Regions from separate parts of the Mus musculus genome. Here all the other regions are linked to region 1. Evidence: chromatin loops called from intact Hi-C (ENCODE). Cell type or tissue: heart. All regions are shown on one strand.

What was found. A loop is a pair of places that touch in the nucleus more often than their neighbours do. Peaks named below come from ENCODE experiments on the same cell type or tissue, not always from the same donor. Only the 100,000 strongest peaks of a DNase experiment are listed, where the experiment ranks them.
Region 2: a loop joins it to region 1, with 4 times the contacts of the local background. A loop is called at or near these places in 2 of 42 quality-filtered maps.
Region 3: a loop joins it to region 1, with 3 times the contacts of the local background. A loop is called at or near these places in 24 of 42 quality-filtered maps.
Region 4: a loop joins it to region 1, with 5 times the contacts of the local background. A loop is called at or near these places in 21 of 42 quality-filtered maps.
Region 5: a loop joins it to region 1, with 2.4 times the contacts of the local background. A loop is called at or near these places in 12 of 42 quality-filtered maps.

What each region holds. Positions count from the first base shown.
Region 1 is chr7:105,734,160-105,739,159 of GRCm38, forward strand. It overlaps Rrp8 (ribosomal RNA processing 8, methyltransferase, homolog (yeast)), which reads right to left and starts at 2,425. Exons shown (of 7, transcript NM_025897.2): 1 at 2,139-2,425; 2 at 531-897; 3 at 1-294. The coding sequence starts at 2,237. It overlaps Ilk (integrin linked kinase), which reads left to right and starts at 2,431. Exons shown (of 13, transcript NM_001161724.1): 1 at 2,431-2,557; 2 at 2,942-3,078. The coding sequence starts at 2,990. In heart, no CTCF peak of the experiment used is centred here; DNase peaks (open chromatin) are centred at 2,482 and 3,032; H3K4me3 peaks cover 3,945 bases; H3K27ac peaks cover 3,560 bases.
Region 2 is chr7:105,479,813-105,484,812 of GRCm38, forward strand. Cavin3 (caveolae associated 3) reads right to left here and starts at 2,385. Exons shown (of 2, transcript NM_028444.1): 1 at 1,964-2,385; 2 at 804-1,407. The coding sequence starts at 2,347. The coding sequence ends at 1,009. Gm36847 (a long non-coding RNA gene) reads left to right here and starts at 2,987. Exons shown (of 3, transcript XR_378395.4): 1 at 2,987-3,058. In heart, no CTCF peak of the experiment used is centred here; DNase peaks (open chromatin) are centred at 1,339, 1,599, 2,449, 2,799 and 1 weaker place; H3K4me3 peaks cover 2,406 bases; H3K27ac peaks cover 2,851 bases.
Region 3 is chr7:105,638,103-105,643,102 of GRCm38, forward strand. It overlaps Arfip2 (ADP-ribosylation factor interacting protein 2), which reads right to left and starts at 2,314. Exons shown (of 8, transcript NM_029802.4): 1 at 2,143-2,314; 2 at 1,223-1,363; 3 at 907-1,003; 4 at 107-225. The coding sequence starts at 1,321. Timm10b (translocase of inner mitochondrial membrane 10B) reads left to right here and starts at 2,343. Exons shown (of 3, transcript NM_019502.3): 1 at 2,343-2,520; 2 at 2,660-2,755; 3 at 2,926-3,744. The coding sequence starts at 2,491. The coding sequence ends at 3,102. Gm22504 (a small nucleolar RNA gene) reads right to left here and starts at 4,374; the gene lies at 4,236-4,374. In heart, no CTCF peak of the experiment used is centred here; DNase peaks (open chromatin) are centred at 1,399 and 2,299; H3K4me3 peaks cover 2,595 bases; H3K27ac peaks cover 2,415 bases.
Region 4 is chr7:105,630,861-105,635,860 of GRCm38, forward strand. It overlaps Trim3 (tripartite motif-containing 3), which reads right to left and starts at 2,711. Exons shown (of 12, transcript NM_001285870.1): 1 at 2,517-2,711. It overlaps Arfip2 (ADP-ribosylation factor interacting protein 2), which reads right to left. Exons shown (of 8, transcript NM_029802.4): 8 at 3,341-5,000. In heart, no CTCF peak of the experiment used is centred here; DNase peaks (open chromatin) are centred at 1,941 and 2,801; H3K4me3 peaks cover 2,387 bases; H3K27ac peaks cover 1,819 bases.
Region 5 is chr7:105,791,485-105,796,484 of GRCm38, forward strand. No RefSeq gene overlaps it. Among named protein-coding and RNA genes, the nearest start is that of Dchs1, 6.4 kb to the left of the region's middle. In heart, a CTCF peak has its summit at 4,665; a DNase peak (open chromatin) is centred at 2,427; H3K27me3 peaks cover 471 bases.

The DNA.
Region 1 (5,000 bases):
AGCGAAATCGGGCCCCATCCAGGCGTTGTGTCATGCGTGCTCGCAGGGCTCCAGCTCTAGACTCTTGACTATCTGACTTTGGGACAGGAGGCACCTCAGTCTCCTCTATGGAAGCCTTGGGAGGAGCCTGCTCTGGTGTCTGGAGTGGCCGAAATTTGTTCTTGTGTCTCCGCTTATTTTTCTGCCGGTTCCGCCACTGCTTGCGGCTCAGGGTGTGTGAGGAGTTAGGTGACATAGACTCAGGGCTTGGCTTGGATGGGTCAATTGTAGCAGTACTCGTCCTGGAATTGTGAACTGCAGAGAGGGAGATGAGAAGGCATTTGAGGTTTGGTCCCCTAAATTCAGAGGCATAGCAAGTCATCCTGGCTACTCCCTTGTCCTTAAGACAGAGTCTGTAGCCTGGATAAAAGTGCCTCTTACCATCCAACCCGTGTGCGTGCGTGTGTGTTTATGTAAGAGAAAGAAAGACCTTTATCATCTATGCAGTCAGTTCACAGCCTCCCCACCCCCATATTCACACATACTGATACCTGTTTGGTCAACACTGTCCAGGGGCTGGGTTAGGTGTAAAGAGGAATATTCCTGGCATTTTCTCTTTCCTTTTTCTTCTCCAGCAGAGACCCCACCAAGAGGAGGAGCTTGTCTGTGGCATTTTCTTCTTATTTCTTTCCCCTCAGAGTCACTGATGGATGGCGCCTGTTTCTGACATTTCCCTTTTCTTTTCTTCCCTACTTCCTTTGAGACGCTGGCAAGTGAGGGCCTTTGGAGGTGTCTCTTCTTCCTTCCTACCTCCTCCTCCTCCTCAGAGTCACTGCCAGGTAGGCTGGGGGTTTGTTGGGAGAGAGATGCTGCTTCCAGAGCCCGTAATGTGGCCAAGAGATGGCGGCGCTTGCGTCCCTGGAGGCAAACAAGGGATGAGAGTGTGTGTGAGAATGGACGAGGCCTGGAGACTAAGAAAGGAGAGATGGGCTTCAGCTACTGGTCGTTCTTCCCATCCAAAGTTAACAAGTTTGCTGTGAAGTCAGCCAAGCCCAGAACATTCAGGCTGCAATCCCACCCTCTGGGAAACTGGAGGGCAGAAAGTGTTCCCATCCTACTTTTCTAAGCGTGTAAAGGATTGCCTGTTGATTTCCTTAGAGGAATGTGATAAGCACACAAACAACAGGACCAAGGCAAGACAGCAGCCATCTTTGCCTCCCACTGACAGCATTCTAGGAGCAGCAGAGGGTTTTTTGTTTGTTTGTTTTTTTTGTTTTGAAACAGGAAGGGCAGTGTCACACATGTCTATTAAAAATGTTCCTAACTGGCCAGCAGTGGTGGTACACACCTTTAATCCCAGCACTTGGGAGGCAGAGGCAAGCGGATTTCTGAGTTCGAGGCCAGACTGGTCTACAGAGTGAGTTCCAGGACAGCCAGGGCTACACAGAGAAACCCTGTCTCGAAAAAAAAAAAAAAAAAAAAAAAAGTTCCTAACTGCAGTAGAGAGAAGCTGCACACAGACAAGCAGAAATGGACTACAGAAATGAGCAGAACATCCTGGGCTAACTGAAGGTCAGGAACACCCCAAGGGGATACTGAAACCCTCATATCTGATGAGGTTCAAAGGAAAAGGCCTGCTTTCCGTGAAGCTGATTTGGGGTTCAAGTCCTGCTGCTTGTCCTCAGCTAGACCCTTACCTTGAGCCTCTTTTGAATAGTAATTCTGATAACCTCCCAGTCACTTGCCTTTACTCTAATATACTTTCTACACTGCCACTAAAAATCCTCTAAAAATCCTTTCAAGACTACGGATTCAGCTCAGTAATAAATGCTTATCTACCACGCTGAAGCCCTGGAATCGATCCTCAGTATATAAAGTGATGCCAGGTGAGAGAAAACTTGGAGAAGCCACTCCACTGCTAAAACAACTCTACTGATTTCTACCCTTAGTGTACAAAAAACTTAAACTTTTCAAGCTCTGCGCTCCACGCTCCACGCTCCGAATCCCGCATTCCTATTTGGACTATCCGGATCTTCAGATCATAACTAACTCCCTCACCACCCCGATCCACGATAGCATTCAGGCTCTCCCTCTAACCAATACGACCCCCGGAGGGTAGGCTTCACCTCCTTCAAACAGCCCAGTGCAGGGCCGCTCACCTTGACTGGCGGGGCAGTCGCCGGCCTAACCTGTGCTGTCGCGGCCCCTAGGCCCACGATGGCTGGGGCCGCCTCCACCCATTCGGGCTCTTCGAACATACCACCCGTAGCCCGCAGGGCCGGAGGAGCCTACGCTCTGGCCCACGTGCAGCGCGCGTCAGGGAATCCTAGGGCTGGAGTCGGACCAAACCGGGCCGGAAGCCACCGAGTGAAATTCTGTGGTAGCTAGAGCGGCCTTCGCGGAGCAGAGCACCATAGAGCGTAGCCGCTGGCGAGCTAGAGAGGCAGTAGGAGGTCGGAAGGGAGGGACCGCGGCCCGCGCTGGCCCGAGCTGGCCGGGGCGGGCCGGGGCGGGGCCGGGCGGCGGGCGCGGCCGGACGGGAGTTCCCCCGGAGAAGGCGCCTGCGGCCCGAGTCCCGGTGAGTGTGGGTAGCTCCGCGCCCTACCCCACGCTGTCTTGCAAACCCGTCTCTGCGATCTCTGCAGCAGTTCTGAGCCGGGGCCGCCGGGCAAGGACCCCTGTCCCCTCCCCCGGGTGTTTGCAGCTTGGGTCCCTTCCCCCACCCCCAAGCCTTGCTCGAGGGCCGGGGCTCAGAGCCGGCTGACACCAACTCGGGAAACTAGCAAAGTCTACCCTACACCCCCAGACCCTCCTGCTCCTCGAGCCAAGGGGTCGTCCGCTGCCCGAAGCCCTTCATAGACAACCACTGTCCCTCTCGCGACGCTCCCCATCCCAGCACTGACACCTCTGTCCTGAGGGAACTCACACAGAGAGTCATTCTCTTGTCTCTGTTCTCCCTCAGTCCCCCGAGGCTTCCCCAGTCCCGGGGTCTCTGTGCCGGGACGCTGCTATGGACGACATTTTCACTCAGTGCCGGGAGGGCAACGCGGTGGCGGTGCGCTTGTGGCTGGACAACACAGAGAACGACCTCAATCAGGGGTGAGCTGAAGCGTTGGCGAGTGAGACGGCTACAAGTCCTCTCTCCGCTACTCGGGGTGCTCATGTCTGGCGGGGGCGGCTGACTTTGCTATCCAGTGTAAGGAGTAGTAGTAGTAAGCAAAGCCTGTTGATGGAGGAACGTCTACACAGAGGAAGCTGTCGGAGTTGGGTTTGTTTTTTTTTTTTTTTTTTTTAAACTAAGTTTCACAATCCGGTTCCCGGGAACTTTGCAGCCTCTATGAACTCATGTCAGAGGCAGACCTGAGTGCCAGAAAATTGTCTGGAATTACATGTAGCTGGAGGATGAGTTTCTGCGCCCTAGAGCGTTGGGTAGAAGTGGGAAAGGATATTAGAGGTCTAAAGTTCTGAAGCTTATGTAGTGATGAGAGTACCCATTTGTCAGGCGTCACCCTGGACGCAATTGCCTTAAAGTGATGTTTTGGATACAAGAATTGAGACAGGGTTGGGGTGAGAGCCCTAAAATCATAAGGATGAAGTAATTGAGTTGGTATGGGATGTGAAGGGGTTGTCAAAGATGACCTGGGGTTTAAAAGGAGGTTTGGGTACTTGGATACTTGGCAGTTGCTGAGGTTCCATTATGGACTGGCCACAGTTTTGGTGACACTACAGTGACTTGGAAACGCTTGGCAGGTTGTTAGTCATGCAGATTTAAAGTTCAGGAGGTCGGATTGGGAGACCAAGATGCCACAAATAGCATTTAAATGGTATCTGAAGACTCTATAATGTGGAATGTAGTACCTTAGAAGAGTAGAAAATAAAGGCAGAGGTTGAGAAGCCTGGCTGACAGGGAACAACCATCAGAATAAGAAATAAGAAATGGATTAAGATTAGAGAATGGATGTTTTAATAAAAGAAGAGTGGTTAATTGTAGGCTACTGAGAAGTTAAAGAGCATGGATGAGCATTTAAAAAGTCTCATTTCACTTACATTTAGGATGAATTTGATCTTTTGAATGCTATTGCAGAACAGTAACAGGAAAGTGCATTACAGTGGGTTCCTTCACATAAGGAACCACTTGTGGTTGCTGCTAGAGTCTTTGAATCAGACATAATCTACACGCTAGAGATGGCAGGCTTCTCAGGGAGAAAAGTGAATGGGAGGTGAGGAAACAGATACTATGAACACTTTCTGAAATACTGGCTGATAACAGAAGCAACAAGTGCAGTGTTGAGAGTTTAGTTCGTAGTTTTTGGTTTGCTTTTGGAGACAGGGTGTCATGTAATTCAGAATGGCCTCCAGCTCTCCATCCTACTGCCTCAATCTCCTGAGTGCTGGGATTCCCATTTGTTGCCACTGTATCTGACTATAAGAGTGTATTTTTTTTTTTTTTTTTTTTTTAGGTTGGGAAGGATCATCTTTGGTCCTAGGCTAGGTTTCACTAGCTTTCATTAGGCTGTATGTTATTTCTCTGCTAGATTCAAGGTTATTTGTTTCATTTTTTCCCACATAACTTGTGTGCTCTGGTAAAAACTAAGCTGTCCTGTTTTGTTGGTAAGAAAATAGAAGTTTAGGCTGTTGTCCAGTAGGAGTGGCATCTTGGAAGACTCCTTGCTGTCAAAAGGTGAAGGATATCATTAGGGAAACCAGAAAGCTATGGTGGCTTGAGGGGACAGGGCGTGGGTGCTGGAGGTGGTTAACTCCCTGAAAGCTTTCTTGAGATAGAGATCCAGGCCCTGAGGTGACCGTCCTCAAGCTTGGGCTTGCTTGGAGGCCACAGACTTCTGGAAGTTGTTCAGTCAGAACATGTGAAATCTGGGAGACAAGAGTGATAGCAAGGGATAGACTTATATCCGGGAAAAGCCTTTGCTGAGTTTAACAGATGAGGGCAAACTAGAGGAACAATTATTTAAAGCTACATACTTCCTTCAGCTGTTGGGGGATTCTAGTTGACCAAGCCAGGA
Region 2 (5,000 bases), 250 kb before region 1:
GCTTTTGGCCTGAAATGAGGCAGATTGTGGCAGCAGGCATAGCATCCATCTGTCTGCTTTCTCCAACTAAGTCTAACCTCCTTCTTTTCTCTGTCTCCCAATAAGACTGACATACTATGGATAAATCAAGGGCATACTCCATTGATTAGATCACAAGCCATTCTAACACACACACACACACATACACACACACAGAAAGCTAGCAAGCTCCCAACAATGAGCCTTCAGGGAACCTTTCAGATTCAAACCCTAACAAGATCTAAAAAACATGGAGGTCCTATTTTTTTTTTATTTTATGCATTGACATGAAGACACAGTCAGTTCGTCACACTCATTGTGAGAGATGCTCGATTCTAGGAGGCCTGGATTCTCTCAACCTATCAGATTACTCATTTGGTTTTGAAAACAATGAGTGCTTTGTGTGCTTTGTTTTGTTTTGTTGGCAGAAGGAAAGTAGACCAAGGGCTGTTTTTGGATTGCTTTCTAAATGCACCCCAACCCAATGGTGTGAGCTGTCTGTGAGTGTCAGACACCAGAAGTAGGAAGAGTGCATTAGCTGACATTAACTAGGGCGTTTTCTTCAAAGAACTGCATACTGCCCCGCCCCAGGCCGGGCCCCAAAGTTGTACTTATGTGTCCCCAAGAGGAATGTATTTAAGCAGTAAGTGGCCAATATTTCTCCGTGCCAATGGAGGACCCAGGATTCGGTGAAAAGTGAGAACGTTTGTCATTCAGCCCATTCCTTCCCCAAGCCATGCGCATTGTCGCTCGCCCTTTCTCATTGAGTCTGGGTTAGAGAAAATTGCTTTTATTGGTGGTGAACCTAAATTAGGCTGAAAGCTCCTCTGTCAGAGGACACAGGGTTCAGACTGGAAAGCCAGGAAGGAAGCTTTGGAGCTGGGCAGTGGATGCAGGATTCTCTCCTTATTTGGATGTAAGTGCTGCACTCTATAAGTACTTATTTTGGGACAAGGCTTAAGCACCGAATGGGACAGGCAGCCCCAGGGATCAGGCTGCGCTCTCTATTTGAAGCACGGGTTTCTCAGGATCTTCCTTGGTAGGTTGAGGAGGTTCTGGCTCCAGGGCAGTCTCGAGCTCGGACTCCATTTCAGGCTGAGCTGCAGGCTGGCCTTCTGATGGGCCTTCAGAGCTCCGGACAGGCCCTACGCGTGGCGGCTTGACTGGTGTGGGCTGTGCTGCTTTACGACTGGAAAGAGCCCTTTTCAGGCTTTGAACTTTCTGTAAACCAGTGCGGCGCAGCCGCTGAGCCCTGGACTCCACTGGCTCCTCTTCAGAACTCTCTCCAACTTCATCCTCTGGCTGATCTGGGCCCAGCACCAACTGGTCCTCCGGACCCAAGAGCTCTGGGACTTTCTGGAAGGCGCGGGCTGGAATTTCAGTCTCCTCCTAAATGTGATGACACAGCTTTTGATTCTCTGATTTGACCCTGGCACTTAGCCAGGACCAGCCTGAAACTCTCTTGCCCGCCCGCCAAGGGAAGCTACTCCACCCTTTGCATCTGCACTAGGAATTGGGGCCAAAATAGAGGAATGGGAAGATGGGGGATGGGGAGGATGGAGGAGCAGAGAGATGAGCAAAGAGGGGGAAAGTGGACCTTGCAAGTTTGCAAAGTGGATGAAACCGTGTAGAGTGTAACAGCTGTATAGGCGCTTGGAGGAGGCAGAGTAACACCTAACAGTTAGTTCCATGTGGGTGCGACTGACCAAATCCGCAGACTGGCCTGAGTTAGGGAGGGCGTGGGTTGGCCAGGCTGGGAGTGAGAAAGGGATAAGGTCGCTGTTGTGAGAAAGTGGGTGCGGCTCTGAGAGTCTTCCACAAGTGAGGGCAGCACGCTGGGTCAGGAATGTGGAGATGCGGACGGGTGGGTGGCAGGAGTCCTTCCCTCGGTGGTAACCTAGAGGCGAGGGTTGGGGGCGGGAGAGGGATGCCTGAGGTCACTGACCTTGAAGAGCAGGACGTGCAGCTTCCCGCGCGCCACCAGCAGCCCGTGGTTGGCCTCCAACCGCTGCACCTGAGCAGCGCGACGCACGGCCCGCTCCTGGGCTGCGTCGGCGTGCGAGCCCACGCGCTCCGCCTTGGCCAGCAGCTGCGTCAGTGTGTTGCTGGTGGTGTCGTGGCTGCGACTCAGCGCACCCAGGCCACTCTGTATGCGACGCACGGAGCCCGCCAGGCCGCCCTGCCTCTCAGCCAGGCCGCCTTGCCGCTCCCGCAGAGCCTCCAGCATGGTGGCCAATTTCTCCAGCAAGGTCACCACGGTGACTGCGTGCACCGGACCCCCTGCGGGCGTCTCAGGCACAGGTCCGGGCTCCAGTGCGCTCTCCCCCATGATCTCTGACCACCGGGCCTGCTCTCCCTGAGACCGATGGCTGCGATCTGGGCTGGGGCTGCCTTTCCCCGCCTCCTCCCCTAGTTCAGGCCGTGACTCAGCCGGGCGGGAGTTGGCATCTTCCGCGGTGGGAAAAGGAGGAGGCCGAGCAAGGGGGCGGAATGTCCAAAGGGGGCTCTTTCGAAGGCTCCGCCCCGGGATCTGCGAGTAAGACAGTCCTGCCCAGAGGCACCTCTTTTCTGAGTTTGTGCTCCTTTTCCCCCATTTTCCTGGTGGGCTTCTTTCAGGCCTGTGTTCTTCACAGCAAAAGGCAAACCACTGAAAATTTCATTTATCTATCTAGTGATCAGAGAAGGGGGTGGGGGTGGAAGGCAGGGGTGTTAAAGGCATAGCCTAAGCCGTCAAAGCTGCTGAGCCCCAACGCTGGGCGGAGGCCTGTAAAGTTTGGAATGTTCTGCCTCAGACCCAAGACTGCCTAGGCCCAAGGCAGGGCTTTGTGTCTAGGCGGGCTGGGCGGGGCATCCTCTGATATTTTCCAGGTTTAGCCTCTGGCTTCGTTTATTGCTATTTCTTCCTACTGGACTGCGTTGTTCTTCTTTGGATTCCTGGAGGATAGCTCAGCCATGAGTTAGAATAAGTACTGGTTTGTCCGTTTTAATGGAGATTGGCTGTGGTTCCTGCGTAATGCCTTCAATCCCGTCTCCGAAATTGGTGAGTGTGAGGATTTGAAATGCTGCAGTAGCTAGATATGGTGATACATATTGAGGTAGGAAAATCACCAATTGGAGACCATGATGAACTACATAGTGAGTGTTAGAGTGGAAAATCACTACATAAAGGTTGATTCCTGAGTTCTGGTTGTGAAAACTTTGTTTTTATGTTAGAGTTTGATTTGCTCATCTTGGACCCGATATTAGCAGAGCCATCTGAGCCTGACAAAAGAACACAAAGAGTTTGAGCGGGGTTTCATGTCATTCAGGGAGGCCCTGAACTCACTGTTCAGCCAAGGATGGTCTTGAATGTCTGTTCTTGCTTCTGCCACCCAACGGCTGAGATAACAGTTGTGTGCCACCAAACCTACTTTATGCTGGTGCTGGAAATCGAACTCAGGCTCCTATGCACACTGGTCAACATCTTCAACGGAGCTACATCTTTGACCCTGTTTCTGTGTTTTTGAGATAGGGACTCATTGTGTAACCCAGGCCTCAAACTCAAAATCTTCCTGTCTCAGACACCTGAGTGTTGAAGTTATAGGTGTTCATTGACTGCCCCATTAGTTGGCTGAAAAGGCACAGCGTTAAGGATCAAACCCAAACCCTCAAACACGCTAGACAAGTATTCTGCCACTAAGCCATACCCCAGCCCAACAACTTGGAAATCTTTTAGATGTTTTTATTTATTTATGTATATGTGTGTGTGCATGAATGTGTGCACATGCATGTGCAAAGACCTATGGATATCAGAAGGTGTCAGATGCCCTCAAACTGTGGTTATTGGCCACTCTGAGGTATCCAATGTGGGTGCTAAAAATAGGATTCCTGTCCTATGTAAGAGCCTCAAGTACTCTTATTGGCTGAGCTATCTCTCCAGCTTAGACACACAATTGTCTTGGGTCGTCCAAAAGACTACATACATAAATAAGGTTGAGAAAAGCTTTAGTGACCAATTCTACCCAACCATACATCACTGTCTGGTCCGTTCTAGCTCTAGATGTTCAAAATGTGATGCCTATCACCAGTTCGTGGCTGGCGCTCTTAAAACCACAGTCAGGTTTAAATGAGCTTGGTTATACACCTGTAAATCTGGAACTAAGAATGGCACATCTGAAAGATTAAGACTCTCCCTGGCTGCACAGGGAGATGGAAATGGCATAGCAAGTCTAAGTAATAGAGGTTTTACATGGCACAGACATTCCAAAGGGAAGACACAAAGGAAAACTGTTGTATGCTTAAGTTAATGAAGACTGGAGAGCTACACAGAAATGGGGTTAGACAAAGGGGTGTGGTCTGACTATAGTAGATGAGAGGGGACCCAGCACGGCCTGTCTGCCCAAGTTCTTTGTCAGCCATTCTCCTAGGTAAGGAGCAGAGTTCCCCTACAATGAAGATAATTGAAGAAAAAGAGTGATCTTTCTAATTTCTTATGGTTTTTTTTTTAGCATTTTTACAAATATTTGGTGTATGGGTGTGGGTGTGTGCATATGAGTGCAGGTGCCCACAGAGCCAACAGCATTAGCTACTATTGGAGGTGAAGTTACAGGTGGTTGTGAGCAACCCAGTATGGGTCCTGGCATAGAACCTGGGTCCCCTGGAAGAACAACAAACACTCTTAACTACTGAGTCATCTTCCCAACCCCTAATTTCTGTGATTTACTTTTAAAAAGAATTGAGGTAGAAGCAGGCGGGTCTTTGTAACGGGAGGTTCTGATTCTAATCTCTAGTTTCCTAATTGGTTCTTCATTTGTCAATAAAGAAGGCCAGGGCCCAATTGCTGGGCAGAAGGTACAAGTGGGACTTCCAGGTCCCAGGAGGAAAAGGCAGACACAAGGAAGGAGAGGGGCTTTTTTAGCTATGCTTTGAAGGTAAGAGGACTCTGCAATCATGAAGGCCTCTGGGAGAGCTAGGGCCGGTGGCCTTCTCTACAGGCAGATGGC
Region 3 (5,000 bases), 96 kb before region 1:
CCAGCACCCCCGTTCTCTTAGTCATAGCAAAGACTACACAGTAAGACCTGGGGAAAGGGAAAAGGTCCCCACGGAGAATTTCTGAGGAGAAGCACTTGAATCTTACCTTATATGTGTTGATGCCCCATTTCTTGACGATGTCAAACTTTTCTCCAGCGATGCCCCGGGCCACCTCGTCACCAGGGCCAGAGGGTGACGTGCTGTGAGATGGATGTCGGCCAGACCCTAAAGGACCAAGTTCTCTGACACCAGTTTCTCTTAGATAAAACCATACACTTCTGTGGCTCACTCCTCCCCCCCACCCCCCCAAACACACGAAATGACCTCTCTGAAGAAGGACTATCTAGACAGACAACTGCATTCTTCTGGTCACTAGGGGGAACAAGGACTCATGTCCTGACAACCAAATCAATTCAATGTATGTATCTGGCATTCTTGGAGTAGGGTAGGAGTGTTGTTGGTGTACGAGATAAGCGGGAATAGAAGCAAACATGACATGTGCGATTGGCAGGATCAAAGATGGTGAACACAGAAAAACAGAGAAGTTGGCTTATATTTCTAGGTAGAATTCTAGCCAGTAAAAGAGTCTAAAATGAAACTCTGAGAAGCCTCACAAAGCTCCAAACTGGCCTTAAGCTCCTGAGTGCTCATAACCTTAAGGTCTTAACTTGGCTCAGATGGTGGCGGCAAGGAGGAGAAGACGAGTGAGATTATCTTCGAGACTGACTGGCCAGTGGGAGGCAGATGGGCAACTCTGGGAGCTGGCCTGGGACTGGACTGTCTATGAACTTCACACCAGCAGTTCGCAAGCTCTCCAGTCCAGGAGTCAAGCTTTCCTGTATGTGTCTATGTGCCTGCAAACTGTCTCAACACCCCACCCCTCAAGCCTATCTCTATCATTCATACCTGTGGGGATGAGTCCGTCACCAGAGCCCCCATAGCCACCAGACACAATGCTAGTTTCATTGAGGTTGGGTCCTGACACCATCACCTGCTGGAGGTCCTATAGGTCAGAGAAGAGGGGGGCACCTCAGGAACACAGGGATGGATGAAACATTTTGGGGACGGAGACAGTGCATAGTAAAGTCTGTACAGAACCATAAAGAAGATTTGAAAAGTATGAAGGAGTTTAGTTAACTGAAGGCTACCGGGACAGGGGAAATTAAAGGTTTATAAGTCAGGAATGTATAACAAAACAATGAGAAGAATCAAACAGAAGCACCTGCTCCAGCCCATCGTCTTCAGGAAGCTGCCCAGCTTCGCCATTTCCGTGGATGGGAATCTCCATTGTGGCTGCCTTCCCTAGAATCCCGTCCGTCATGGCTAGGGAAGGGACTGGAGTCAAGGTCTCCACCCCAGCACGCTGTAAAGCCCAACACAGACAATTCTGGAAACTGGCCAGCACTCCAGAACAAGGAGGCCTTCCCTGTGTTCTCAGAGGTTTCAGGGGTTGTCTTTGGGCTTGGGTGTCCTGGGATCAGCCACCACGGCTTTCCTTGAGTTTGTGTGTTTCTTCTCTTCTGAGGACATTATCTCTACAGATGCATGCATACCAAAGCCTCGGGTGTCTTCTCATAACCCCCCTACCTCGCCTTCAGTAACCATTCATGCATTCAGTCATTCAACAACTATCTAGTGAGTGTCTATTATGAGTGAGATACTGAGGCAATGGGATTATAGCAGTGAGGACCAGAGGGGAGGTCTATGCTCTCTGGGAACTTAACCCTGCAGAGGCAATGTTTACCAGAACCCTTTCCTAGGCTCAGACTCTCACTTGCCACTCAGGCATGCTCTACAATCCTGGTCTTTCACATTCTTTGGTGTTCCTTCCCCTCTTCCTTCAGCCGGTCTGGGCTCTTCCTTTCTCCATCTCATGCACCTGACTCCCTTAGGCCCTCCCCAGCAGGCCTTGGTTGAAGCAGTTAGTGAATGTTCCTGGTGTCAGGTGAAAGGCTCTCTTTCCCAGGACACGGGCAATCCCTTCCAAAGTCAGCTGAAGCCTCCCAGATGTGAGGGGCTCCCCCCACCCCCATACACCTGGGCATCAGGTGTGTCCTCATCCTTGCCAAGGGCTCAGGGCATTTTGCCCTCAGTACAGGTTCGTGCGTTCAACTTCCCTTCGTCCAAGTATGTCCTTCTCACCTGGGCCGGGCCGCTCTTCCCCTCAGGGCGCGAGGCCCGGACCGCGCGGGGACCTCGGGTTCCAGTTCTCGTCGCGATCCTAGCAGCAGGTCAGAGATTTGGCGGAAGTGACATGCTCTCTGGGCAGAAGAAGCCGGCCACGTCGCAGAGAAAAAGGGCGGAAGTGACGTTTGCAGTTGTGGGCAGGACGAGCCTGGAGCTACGCCTTCAAGCTCTTGGGGAGTAGTGAGAGTTTACTTCCGGGGCGACTCTGAGAGCTCTAACCTCCCCCCTCCGCCCCCCCAACCCCGCGCCACCCTGCCACCCCGCCACGGGCGGAAGTGACTAGGGCTGTGCGCCCTTGGCGTGATGGAGCAGCAGCAGCAGCAACTGAGAAACGTGAGTGAGAGCGCAGTTGCTCTCTGGGTTAGACGTGCAGTTTGTTTCCAGGGGTACACGCAAGAACCCGAGGGGGAGACGGGCTGTGCATCCCGGGGAGCCTTAGCGGTGGTGAAGTCGTGGTTCCCTTTTCTCTCAGTTGCGAGACTTCCTGTTGGTCTACAATCGGATGACAGAACTGTGTTTCCAGCGCTGTGTGCCCAGCCTGCACCACCGAGCTCTGGACGCTGAGGAGGTGGAGACAGTGTGGGGGTCCCAGAGTTGACAACGTGACGTGACACCCTCCCCCAGCCCCCCATCTTCTCCCTCTTTCTTGACCTCACTCCTAGGCTGGGGACCGGGAAGGAAGGAGGCGGGCTTGACTGGACCCCTTTTAGTTTCTACTTCCCTCCGTCTTCCTTCCAGGAGGCCTGCCTGCACAGCTGTGCTGGGAAACTCATCCATTCTAACCACCGCCTCATGGCCGCTTACGTGCACCTCATGCCCGCCCTGGTCCAGCGCCGCATCGCGGACTACGAGGCTGCCTCGGCCGCGCCAGGTATTCCTGCAGAACAGACCAGAGACTCGCCATCAGGCAGCTAGCCGTCCCTGGCCCCTGGAGAGAAGGTGCTTGGATGGGCTCCTCTATGGACCTTGGGCTTATCTAAATGTGTACAGAGAGATTGAGCTTGAAAGCTGGGTGCTGTTGCTCCTTTTCTTGGAGCCAATAAACCCGTTTTTACAGTCTGGTTATTTGTCTATGGGTACCAGCCTTTATTCTGTCATCTAGTGCATGTGTACTGCCTTTAGCCCTGGAGGTTGATGTAGTGCCTTCTTATGTGTAGAAGGACAAATTCAGCATTCCCAGCACCCCAGCAAAAGCAGGGATTATGGGTAGAGCTTTAAGGTTAGTAATAGCAATGGGAAATTGGTTCCAAAAGGAGAGCTCTCAGTGGCTGTCCTTGGGACTAACTCAAGGACCTGAATATACATTGACTCATAACTAGTTTTTATTTTCAGCTGTCAAAAAGAATTGCTGTGAACCTAGGGGAAGAAGGTAAAACCAAACAACAAAAGCAGGAAGAAAACTCTACCCCCTTAGGCTTTAGCCACTGCTTCCTAGGAGGTCAGTGACAACAGAACAAAGACAAGCCTCTAAGAATTCAGGAATGTTGACCATTTCCCCAATTTACTCTCTTAGTACTTCCTGCCTTTGTGAAATTAGCAATAAAGACTTTAAACAAAGAAGTGCTTTCTTGTCTTCAGAGTCAGTCAGGAAGGCAGCATTGGTCAAACCTCAGGAAGAGAACTCGAGGGAGAGGGAGATGGTGTTAGGGAGGGATGGTTAAATGCCATCTGTGCCCCTCCTCTTCGGGTTTGACTGCTTGTCTAATCTAGTTTCAGCTCTCTACCCTGTGCCTTACACTAGTCTCACTGTAACTGCTCTGATGCCAGCTTCTCTATTCTTGTTTCATTACTCCCCACCCCCTCTTGTGGGATTCACATGTGTATTCAGGAGGAGTCCTTTCCTGGCAGCTGCCGGTTCTGTGACTTCATTCCTAGTGTGGAGATGGGGAAGGAAGGAGGATGTGGCATGTACCACCTTGTGGGGCTTCAAGGATGACAGCCTGCAGGGCAAGCGACAGCATGGGGTCTGCATTTATTACTGTTTTACAGGAGATGGAGCACAAGTACTTGTGCTTGCCAGGCAAGAACTTTTTTTTTTTTTTTTTTTTTAATGTCAGGCTATAAACCATTCTTAGTGCTCAATGGCTTCTGGACACTGAGCATAGAAAGAGCCACTTGCTCTTTGCCCCAATGTCACAGGCAGGGCTGAGCAGCTAGGCCAGGTCTGTGGTGCTGATCTAGGACAGCATCTTCAGGGCAGCAGGCAGGAACTTGTAACAACTAAGCTCCCCACTTCCTCTTCACTGCTTCCCGTAATTCCATCCCATCCCTTCCCTTCCAGTATTGCATCAGGTGACCAGCTTTCTTTTTTCTTTTTTCTTTTTTTTAAACAGAGGAATTAAATTCCTCGTCAAAACCAACTATTCACAGAGCAGATTTGCAGAGCAGATTTGCTGTCCTACCCCCCACCTATAGGTCAGAAATAGGCATCTATTTATTTATTTATTTATTTATTTATTTATTTAGAGATGTGGTCTCATGTACCCAAGGCTGACCTGGAAATTGTAACTAAAGATGACCTTGAACTCCTGGTCCTTCTGCCTCTACCTCCCAAGTGTTGGCCAGCCAAAAAGTTGAAAATCTTAGTTGATTCCATATTGAGAGGCAGATCTTGCTCCAAGGCTTGTTATACATGCCTGTAATCCTTAACAGGGCAAGAATTGTAAGTTTGGAAGCAGTCTGCACTGTTAGATCAAGACTCTACCAATAAAGTGCAGCTGGAACATTAAGCCTGATATTCTTTGCACTACAGCAGGCTGTTTCTCTAAATCGTGTCTGTTGAGTTATTTTGTATAAATTTATCATACTTACTC
Region 4 (5,000 bases), 100 kb before region 1:
AGACACACAAAGTTGGATCAAGTGGCTCCCTACTTTGTTACCTGTGGGACACTGACACGCACATACATAATGACAAGGTGATAAGGACCATGAGACTGACATGTTCAAAATGCTATAGCAGGATGATTCTAACTTGGTGGAGAATGAAAACAAGGAAGAGATGTTTGAACTGGATCCTGAGTTTGATAGGTACCTTGGGAAAACTTCATGAAAGAACAGAAATATGAAACATTTGCAAACAGACTGAGTTCCATGGTTTCACGATCTAAGTCCCTCACTCGTGCCCCCGCCCCCACACTGCCCATTTCTTACATGTTTAGTTCATAGGGTTTTGTTTCAGGGTCTCTTCTCTGTTTACATACTCTGCCTGGGTAATCTCATTATTTGCCACAGTCTTAATTCTTACTCCATTCTAACAAGCTCCAAAGCCTTATGCTGAAAGGCTCCTTTGAACTCAAGACATATACATCTAATTGCCCTTCAAGACATCTTAGCCTGGATGATGAACAGGAATAGTTCCAAACTAAACTCCCTTCCTCCTGACCTTCTCCTCCTGCTCTGCCTCTCCTCTCTATAAAAGATGCAGCCATCCCCGGGCCTCATCAGCCAGAACCCAAGTCATCTCAACTTGGACTTTTCTCTCACCTCCGCATACAAGGTTGATGTAACCTTGATGCAAACAATTTGCTCAAGTTTAAAAAGTCAAGAGATGTATCCATTAGGGCTGGGGTCTCCATGACTCTACACTTGTGCATGCATTCACACACACACATATTGACAATAATAATCAAAGAAAACGAGGCCATCAACTTAAAGGTGAGCATGGGAAGGGTTAGTAGGAGCATAACTGGGAGAGGCTGGAGGGAGGGAAGGGGGGAGGCAAAGTGATGTAATTCCATTTTAATTCAAAACGTATTTCTTTAAGCCATGAAATTTAGGATCTAGTCCTGTCACTAACTCTACCACACAAGATAATATCTAAGCAACTTTTTACCCCATACCCATATTTGTAAAATGGGAGGAAGAGGATGGTCTTGTTTTCAAAAATCAAGGCTCCTTCAGACTGCAATGTGCCATGACTAGATCCTAATACAAACTACTTTGATGATTTGACTGCTAACTTCCATCACATGGTTAGGCATGTTAGAGAGTGCTCACAGGCGACCCCTCCTCTTGCTTTCCAAAATAAATGTTTTCTGAGATTGTCACCTTGGCATTCACTCTCAGGACTCTCCTCTATAGCAATCACATATCTTCTGAACAAAGGCGATACTATCCCACCTATGGTTCTTTTTTTTCTCAAGTTCCATGAGCAGAAATGCCACTGTCCCCTAAGCAGTTGAGCTGGTAACTACCATATAGAAAGTACTCAATAGATGCTGGTGACAGAAGAGTTATGTTTAAACTCTGCAGGTTCCTCTCAGCAAAGAGAAGCAAAATCAAAAGCAGAGACAAGACAAAGGAACAAAATTCCAAGGAGAGAGACCTCTATAACACAAGGTAGCTTCCCACAGTCTAAGCAGTTAAGAGGTAATATCACTGGAGGCATCCAAGCCGAGAGAGGCAGGGCACCTGTCAGGCCTGCCGCTCACATTCCCATTCTGCAGCAAACCAGACCCCTGCCTAGGAGATAGGCACTGATACGCTGCACAGTATGTCTGGAGACCTGGATAATCACTGCATCCACCCTGGAATCTCAGATCTTCCCTCTGGAGCAAGTCCTGGGTTTTAGCGGTCCGCATAGGACTCCCACACCAGGAACATGCACAGGGCCTGCCTTTTTTTTTTTTTTTTTTTTTTTTTTTGAAGTCAGAATGACCTCCCTGGGGTGCAGCCTGCCCTTCCAACCTGCAACCATCTGTCCCTGCAGATTTGTGGCCCAGGTTCTGAAACCAAGTGCAGGGGGAAGGAGGTGGAAACCAGGGAGGGGACAGGAGTCCTCCAGTCAGGGCCCAGGCTAAGGGAGAACTAGAGGGGTCCTTTCCTACAAGACACAGCCTCTGCAGGAAGCTTCCTGTCCAGCAAGCAGTGCCCGCAGTGGAGGAAGGATGTCCTCCATCCTGGCTGGTGGGCTTCTTGGTGCCTAAGGAGGACGGAGAAGGGAGCAGGGGTGGAGGAGTCTGCACTCAGGAGAAAGGAACCCTTTGGACGAGCGGGGCCACAAGATTCCAGAGTGCCAATCAGCAACCCCACCCACCCACCCCCAACACCATCGGCCGCAGCTTTCGGTACCCTCCGCCAACACAGAGACTCCCAAAACCCGCGCTCCTAAAATGAACCATCACCCATCCACCCGCGCCTCCCCCCACCACACAGCCCGCAAACACGGACCTCACGTGAGCAGCCACAGCCCAAAGAATCCCCCGCTGCTCTCACAGACACGGACACGCCTCACGTGGACAGAGACAGGAACAGCTTTTGAAAAGCATCCGCGCCCCCACCCAAAGACGCTCGGACCCACACACCGCCGCTAGCACCAGGACCCGCACCCCGATACACAGGTGGACCAGACGCACCCTTGGGGCCCGCGCGGCGCACTCACGGCGTGGGAGCAGGATGGGAGGGCAAGGCCCGGACTGCAGCCACTCGGAGCGGCCCGCAGCGCTGCCCCCGCTGCCAGCGCCCGTCCGCCCGGCCCTGCCCGCGGCGCCGCCCCACGTCCCGCGCCTCCGTCTGTCCCCGCGCCGGCGCCGCTGCCGCTGGACCCGTCGCACAGGCCGGAGGGAGGGGCCGGGGCGGGGCTGCGGACCGGTCGGGGGAGGGGGCGACTCCGGAGCCGAAGGCCCGCCCCAACCACGCCCCCACCTCTCAGACCACGCCCGCCAGCCCCTCCGCCCTTGCGGCTCTTGGCTCTCCCTCTGCGGTGCGGTTTGGAGCTGGCAAGCGGATCCCGGATCCTAGATCCTAGATCCGGGATCCTCGCCTGCTGCCTCTGGCTCACGAGGCCTAAGGGCGAGGGTGAGTAGCTGAGGTCTGATAGTGGCACTTGATGCCTTCAAGTAAAAGCAGCTAGAACCAGCTTTAGTACTCCGAGAGTCCGTTCCTGCTGCTTCTGGTCGCTCCTTCCTGGGCTTTCCCGGAGGCTCCTGTGAAATCTGCTAGTTTGGTTTCCACTGAGCAAGAGGGAGGGGGACCACCTGTACCTCAACCCAGAACTCTAGGAGAAGGGGTTTGCAGGCCAAGTGGGAGACTTCTTTTCGGTTTTAGGTTCCTCAGGTGCCGCCTGAGGAAATTTGGTTTAGACCATCCAGCGCGACTCCTTCCTTACACCAAAGACCCAGAGCAATTCTCAGAATCATTGCATTATGGAAAAACAGCCTAGGTACAATACAATAAAAACTGTACATTAACAGGGACTGAGTGTTTATTACGTGCCAGACAGAGCTAATCACTTTACATACATTATCTCATTTAATACGCATAACCGTAATCGGTAGCTGCTTTTATTAGCAGCTTTACAACGGAAGGAGCGGAGCGAGCTTATGTTCCCCAGGCATTAATCCTAATCAGCTAGAAAATGGTGGAGCCATGTTTGGGCTCTGCTTTCAGGTTCTGTCTCCAACCATTTGAAGATTCAATGCCCTTACAACAAAAATCCTCAGTGGCCCATAAAGTAGGGGGCTAATAAGAGAACCAGCACCTCTAATAATCAAGGCAGACAGCTGACTACATAAAGGCTAATTAAAGCCCCAGAAGCCTGGCTGGGGATTGCAGTTATCACTGACAAAGAGTCAAGTCAGAGTGGTGTGCACCCTGTGCTGTGGGAACCTGCTGACTGGGTTGGTCCCCTTTCTCCACCCTCTAGAGGGGACAGAATGCTGAAGAAGTCTGCAGTTGTCTTTGGACCTGTAGTTGACCGCACTCAAGCCCTGTCTAAAGTGCTGCTGGGAGTTTTCTTGTGATTTCTTATACAATTAAGGTTTGACTTCAACAAGAGCAGTGCAGGTTGCAGCAGGTGCGGTGAGAATGCCTTTATCTCTGCGGTAGCTACTCACTGGATGTGAAGGAGCTCAGGCAGGGTTCATGCTTAGAGTGACAAGCAAGGGTCACTAGGCTACCCAATAGTCCAGGAAGTATGTTCTCTACACTTCGCTTCTCCCGTGCTGCCAGACCTCTAAGAGGTTTCTTAGTTCCATTTCTCCAAAGATCAAGTCTGCCTCTTGTCTCTCACCCACTTAATTTTTCATTCTGGACTGAATTCTTATTCAGACTTTATGAGCATTGGCCTTTCTTCCTCAGCTGTTCGCTACTTACTTTTCAGATCTCAGCTTTTAAACTGGCATCGCCATCCCTACCTCAGTCTAAGCTAGATGCCCCTTATCTGGTGCTCCCACTGCATCTTGTATCCTAGCATTTCTCATTGTATTGTAGTTGCCTGGTTACTTGTCTCTATCCCCCACTAGGCCTTAAGCACTGTGAGCAGGGACTGCGTTTTATTCACTGATGTTTCCCCAGGGCCTAACGCAGTGCCTGGCAAATAAAAGCACTCAGTAAACATCGGCTGTATGATTGAATGCATGATGGTTAGCCGGCCCAACCCCCTCTGGACCCTATGCTCTTCAGACACATAGATTGCCTTGGTGCTAACGGGAAGAGAAAAATAAAGCGTTGGCTCTGAAAGTGAGGGGCATCAGGCCTTCGGCAGCTTCTCAAACTTAGCTGCAGCTCTTCTGAATTCATAGGAACTGAATGCAAGATTACTGGGCATTTCTTACCAATCCACCCTCCTCTAGTCCCCCACAAATTGACCTCACTGGGCCTGCTTTTATGAAAGGTTTATTCCTAGTGCTAGAACCCAGTCTTCTGGGGTTCTAAGCACAGTTCAACTGGGTGGGTGGATGAGGGGAGGGCCCATTCAGATGCAGGGCCACAAATGCAGCTCCCCATTATCCCCACCCCTTTGGTCCCAGTCCCCTTCTCTGCAATGGACACACATTGAGGAGGGAACAAAGGGTACTGGAGGCAACACTATTGGCCCAGAGGAGCCCAAGAAGAGCTGC
Region 5 (5,000 bases), 57 kb after region 1:
AAGAGAGCACTGTCCAGCGTAATTTCCTAGGAGCACAGGAAAGAAACATCTACTAGAATGAGCATTGTCAACAGAATAAAAATACCACAGTAAGTGCATCTTCCAGCTCTCCCGTAGAGGAGTGTGGGACAGCTGATGACCTAGGTGACTAAAGGAGAGGATGTAAAGGTGACAAGGTACTGTAATGTAAGGATGGAATGGAGATAAAACAATAATGACTGTGCATGAGAGTGTAGAGTTAGTTGTGTACAGGATGCATATGCTTCTAATCCTAGAACTCAGGAAGGAGACTGAGGCAGAAGGGTCATTAGTATGCGGTTAGCCTGCCTGAGGATCTGTCTAAAATAGCTAAGGTTTTGGGATGCAGCGTGTAGCTTAGTGGTCCAGTGTTGACTTGTATGTCTAAGTCTTTATATTTGACCTTCAACGATCTCCTCTCTGTACCCCCTTCTCTCTTGCAAATAGCTAATTGCATGTTCAAAGAACGCAATTTGCAAGAGCTTAGGAAATAAGGTAACTAAACCTCACTTCCAGAGCCCAAACATGAAATGTTACTGAGACTCTGTGTCTAGTTCATGCTTTTCATGGCTTTGTGTTTTACTTACTGGCTTCATTTCCCCCTCCTAATTTTCTTTTATACAACCTTTTTATTCTGGAATAATGTTAGACTTACAGAAAACTTGCAAGCATAGTCCTGGGAGTTTCTGTATACTCTTCACCCAGCTTCCTCTAATTAACATTGGCTAACATTGGTACATCGTCATTAACTGAACACCAGACTTTGTTCTGATTTCACCAGTTTTTCCACTAATGACTTTTTTCTATCCCAGGATTCAATTTAGAATACCACATTGCGTATAGTCATCATGTTCAGTTTCCTCTGGTCTATGACTCTCTCTCTCTCTCTCTCTCTTTCTCTCCTTGATGGTTCCATAGCACAGCTCTGACATTTTTGTAGAATTTTCCTAAACTTAAAGGATTTTCGTAGGAATAGACTATGGTGAGTGAATACCACAGAGACAAAGGTCTTACTCCATCCTACCAGTGAGTACGTGATACCAACATAGTGTCTCTACTGATCACTTGGTCACTGGGATAAAGTAGTAGTCGCCATATCCCAGGAAAGGAGTGACTGTGGAATTATAGTCAAAGAGTCACATGATAACAAGGAAGGCTTGTTTTTTGTTGAAGAGAAATGTTCCTGACTTTAAAGCTAAAGGAGATCATGGGGGAAGGTGCAGATGAGTGCACAAATGAAGGTACAAGGCACAAGGTGGGGGCGGGGCAGGAATTTGAGGCCATTGGATTTAATCTGTCATCCTTACTGAGAAGAGTTTGGATTTTGTGGGAAATGTGGAATGAGGGAGACAATATGTTCTAAATTTCAAAGAAAGTTTTGAAGGAACAAGACAATTTAATTTTTAAAATGATTTTCTATTTTTATTTTATGTCCATCAGTGTTTCTCCTGTGTGTGTGTGTGTGTGTCTGTGTAAGGGTGCTGGAGCTGGAGTTCCAGATTGTGAGTTTCCAAGTGGGTGCTGGGAATCGAACCCTGGTCCTCTGGGGGAACAACATTGCTCTCAACAGTTAAACCATCTCTCCAGTCCCAAGACTTTATTTATTTATTTATTTATTTATTTATTTATTTATTTATTTTAAAGAAGAATGACTTGTGGCCTTTCAGAGCTAAAGGACTAGGGAGTTGATGTTGGCAAGAGAAGATTACATGTCACTCACCTGAAGTCTCTGCTGAGGAAGATGGAGGGTCATTTCATGCCCTCGCCAGGAATGGGAGAGGCGTGTGTAGTAAGATGGCAGACTCACAAAGGTTGAGGATGAGGATGGAGAAATAGTTGGCTTTACTTGGGCTTGGAGGATAGATCCTTCCTTCTCATCCTAAGAGGTGTGAAGGAGGGTGCAAAAATGGTGGACTTGAGCAACAATATAGTCCCTTTGCCATGAAGTGGAAGGAAGTTGGTGGTGGGGCTACAAAATGGACTGGTAAGACTTTGCCGCCATGAAATGGAGGTTTCAGAGCAGGCAGTGAGTCCACGGTGGGAAGAGCAAACTGTTGGGAAAACAGTTGAGGGAAAAGGAGAATAAGTGCAGATGACCAAAGAGGAAAGGAAGGATGACAGGAAGGCCTGCCTTGTGCACACGTTTCCAGAGTGACAGCGCTGCAGGCGATTCTCATGGCCTCCTCCACACATTTGTCATTTCTTAAGGAGAAGGGGCACTAGGTAACATCAGGCTTAGAATTTGTCCGCTCTGTGCCTTCATCCCCACTCAGACCATTTCCGAAGGAGTCACGAGTCATCGGAGAGTCTCAGTGAAGCCTGGGCCCGGAGGAAGTGAGCAGTATTGGAAAATAGCCCAACCCCAGCACTGCTTAAGTTGAAGTCTTTCAAGAGCAAGAATGTTTTCCAGGCTTTGAAGGCATTCAGCTCCCTGTAGAGACTCTAGGGACAAAGAAAGGAAGCTCCCGGTTCTCTCCCACAGAGCCAAAGCCAGAGAAAGCAGGACATGGAATCTAGAACACAGGTGGGGAGCTTAAATGTGGAGAAGAGAGAGACTTCGGTCCTCTGGGATGGGAAGTAAGGATAGCCAGTTGTGTGAATGTTAGTTCACGGAGCGGCCAATTTGTTAGAAATGACCAATTCTGTCAATTTACCAAAATTTTATTTCTCTTAATTATGTGTAAAATTTACAACAATTTGCAAGGTGGGGTTCATTTAAGCAAATTTTGAAGACTTCTACTCAGTATCAGTGTTGTTTGAAGTTTAATTCAATTCAATTCAATCTATTTAGTTTTTAATTTATTTGCAGCTGTTTTACTGAAGTCATTTTGCCACAGCAGGCCAAGTTTCAGTGTATTCTAAGTTTTTCCTTACTTTGAAATTATAACTTTTGGGAATGGGATTTTCTTGTGTATTTTACTCCACAATTGTGCAATGACTCAAGTGTACAGGATTTTATAAACAGCTGGGGAGAGCATTCTTTCAAAATATTTTCAACATAATAATTTGTTTTTTTTTCTTTATTACTTTGTGTGTGTGTGTGTGTGTGTGTGTGTTTGTGTGTGGTATATAAAAGTTTTTTTTTTTTTGAGATAAGGTCTTGCTTGTTATGCAGCTTAGGTCAGAATTGAACCTTGTGATTCTTTATATATAGAATATATAAAATAAAAGGCTGGAGAGATGGTTCAGCAATTAAGAGAACTTGCTGCTCTTCCAGAGGACCAGGGTCCAACTCCTAGCACCTATATGGTTTCTAATTCCAGTTCCTCTTCTGTGGATACTGCATGCACATGCTGCAGAGCCATACATTCAGGCAGTACATAATGCACATAAAAATAAATAAATCAGTGGTTAAGAGCACTGACATTTCTTCCAAAGGTCCTGAGTTCAAATCCCAGCAACCACATGGTGGCTCACAACAATCCATAATGAGATCCAATGCCCTCTTTTGGTGTGTCTGAAGATAGTTACAGTGTACTTAGATATAATAATAAATAAATCTTTAAAAATAAATAAATCTTAAAAAAAAAACAAGAAAAGTGTATGGCATCTGACAAACAACACCTGAAGTTATTTGCTGGCCTTCACACACAGGTTCACACCAAAGCAACTACATACACATGGGCATGTGCACACAGATATACACACAAACATTTTAATAGCCATGTAAACATGACCAGAAAACTTACCTTATTCTATTTCTGTGGGCTGGTCCTTAAGCAGTTACTAGAGAAAGGGATAAAATTAGTGATCTAAATTCTGATATAGACTCATTAGTGTAACTGTTCTAAGATATCGTAATAGCTGTTGATTCTGTTATATCCATCTTTTGTGTGGGTGTTGGGAGTTTGAACTCAGGTCTTCATGCCTACTCCACAAGCATTTTACCAACTGAGTCATCTCTGCAGCCCAGATTTTACTTTTGCTGCTTAGCTGTCTACACTTTTTATTTGCTCCTTTAGCAGACAACCATAGCCATTTAAAACCCTGAGTCTGATAATTTAAAAAACTCTGTGTCATATCTATGCTTGGTTCTGTGTTGTTTTATAAGACCATTTAAAAAAAAACAAACTTTATCATGCCTTGTAATGTTTTGTTAAAACTGCCATGATGTACCCATAAGGAACCAAGGTCACCTTCAATGTGAGGCTTTTAATGCCTATTTGGGGAGAACTTAGGCCCAGCATACTGTTTCCAATGGCTGTTGTGATGAGATTACACTCTTTTTCTTGTTTGTGCCCTCTCTGTTGTTGGGGGTTTTCCTAGAGACTCTTTCTTAAATAGGGTCCAAGGATTGAAGTCCCTTTAAACCTAAATTCCTGCTATTATTCAGGGACCCTGATAATATGAAGAGGGCGTGTGAAGGACAAAGAAGCACCCTGGAGTCTGACAGTGATGTGTCAGTCTTTTAGTGAGCCTGTGTTCTGGGGCTGTGACTGATCCTGTCGAAGCTCAGCTCCATCCATACCCCTCACATCTTAGACAGACAGGAAAGCTAAAGAGAATTAAAAGTAGATATTTCTTTTCCTTCATGTTGGGTGGGATTCAGTGGAGCCCAAGTGGATCATGACAGAGAAAGCAAGTCCCCCTGAGGTCAGGGCCTTTGTGAAAGGAGAGGTCTGGGTGAATTTTAAAGTCATTGCTTTTCTCGTCCCCCTACTGGAAGCAGGAGAGATTGATTTTTCTTTTTCCTAGTTCGTAGTGAGATGCCGGTGGGGATCTCAGTTCTTCTCTTGTCAGCGATTGGTTTGTTAAGATACGTGCCTATCTAAACCCTTTGCCCATTGAGTTGTAAGGATTATTTATATTTCTTGTTGTTGACACAGACACCTTCAACTTAGGATTCTCCACCCCCAAGTGCTAGAACTACAGATGTACGTGCCCAATTTTTGCACTGCTAGAAGACTGAACACAGGACTTTCTGCTTGCCAGTATGTTACCTACCAACTGGGCTAAATCTCAAATCCATTAGTTTAAAAAAG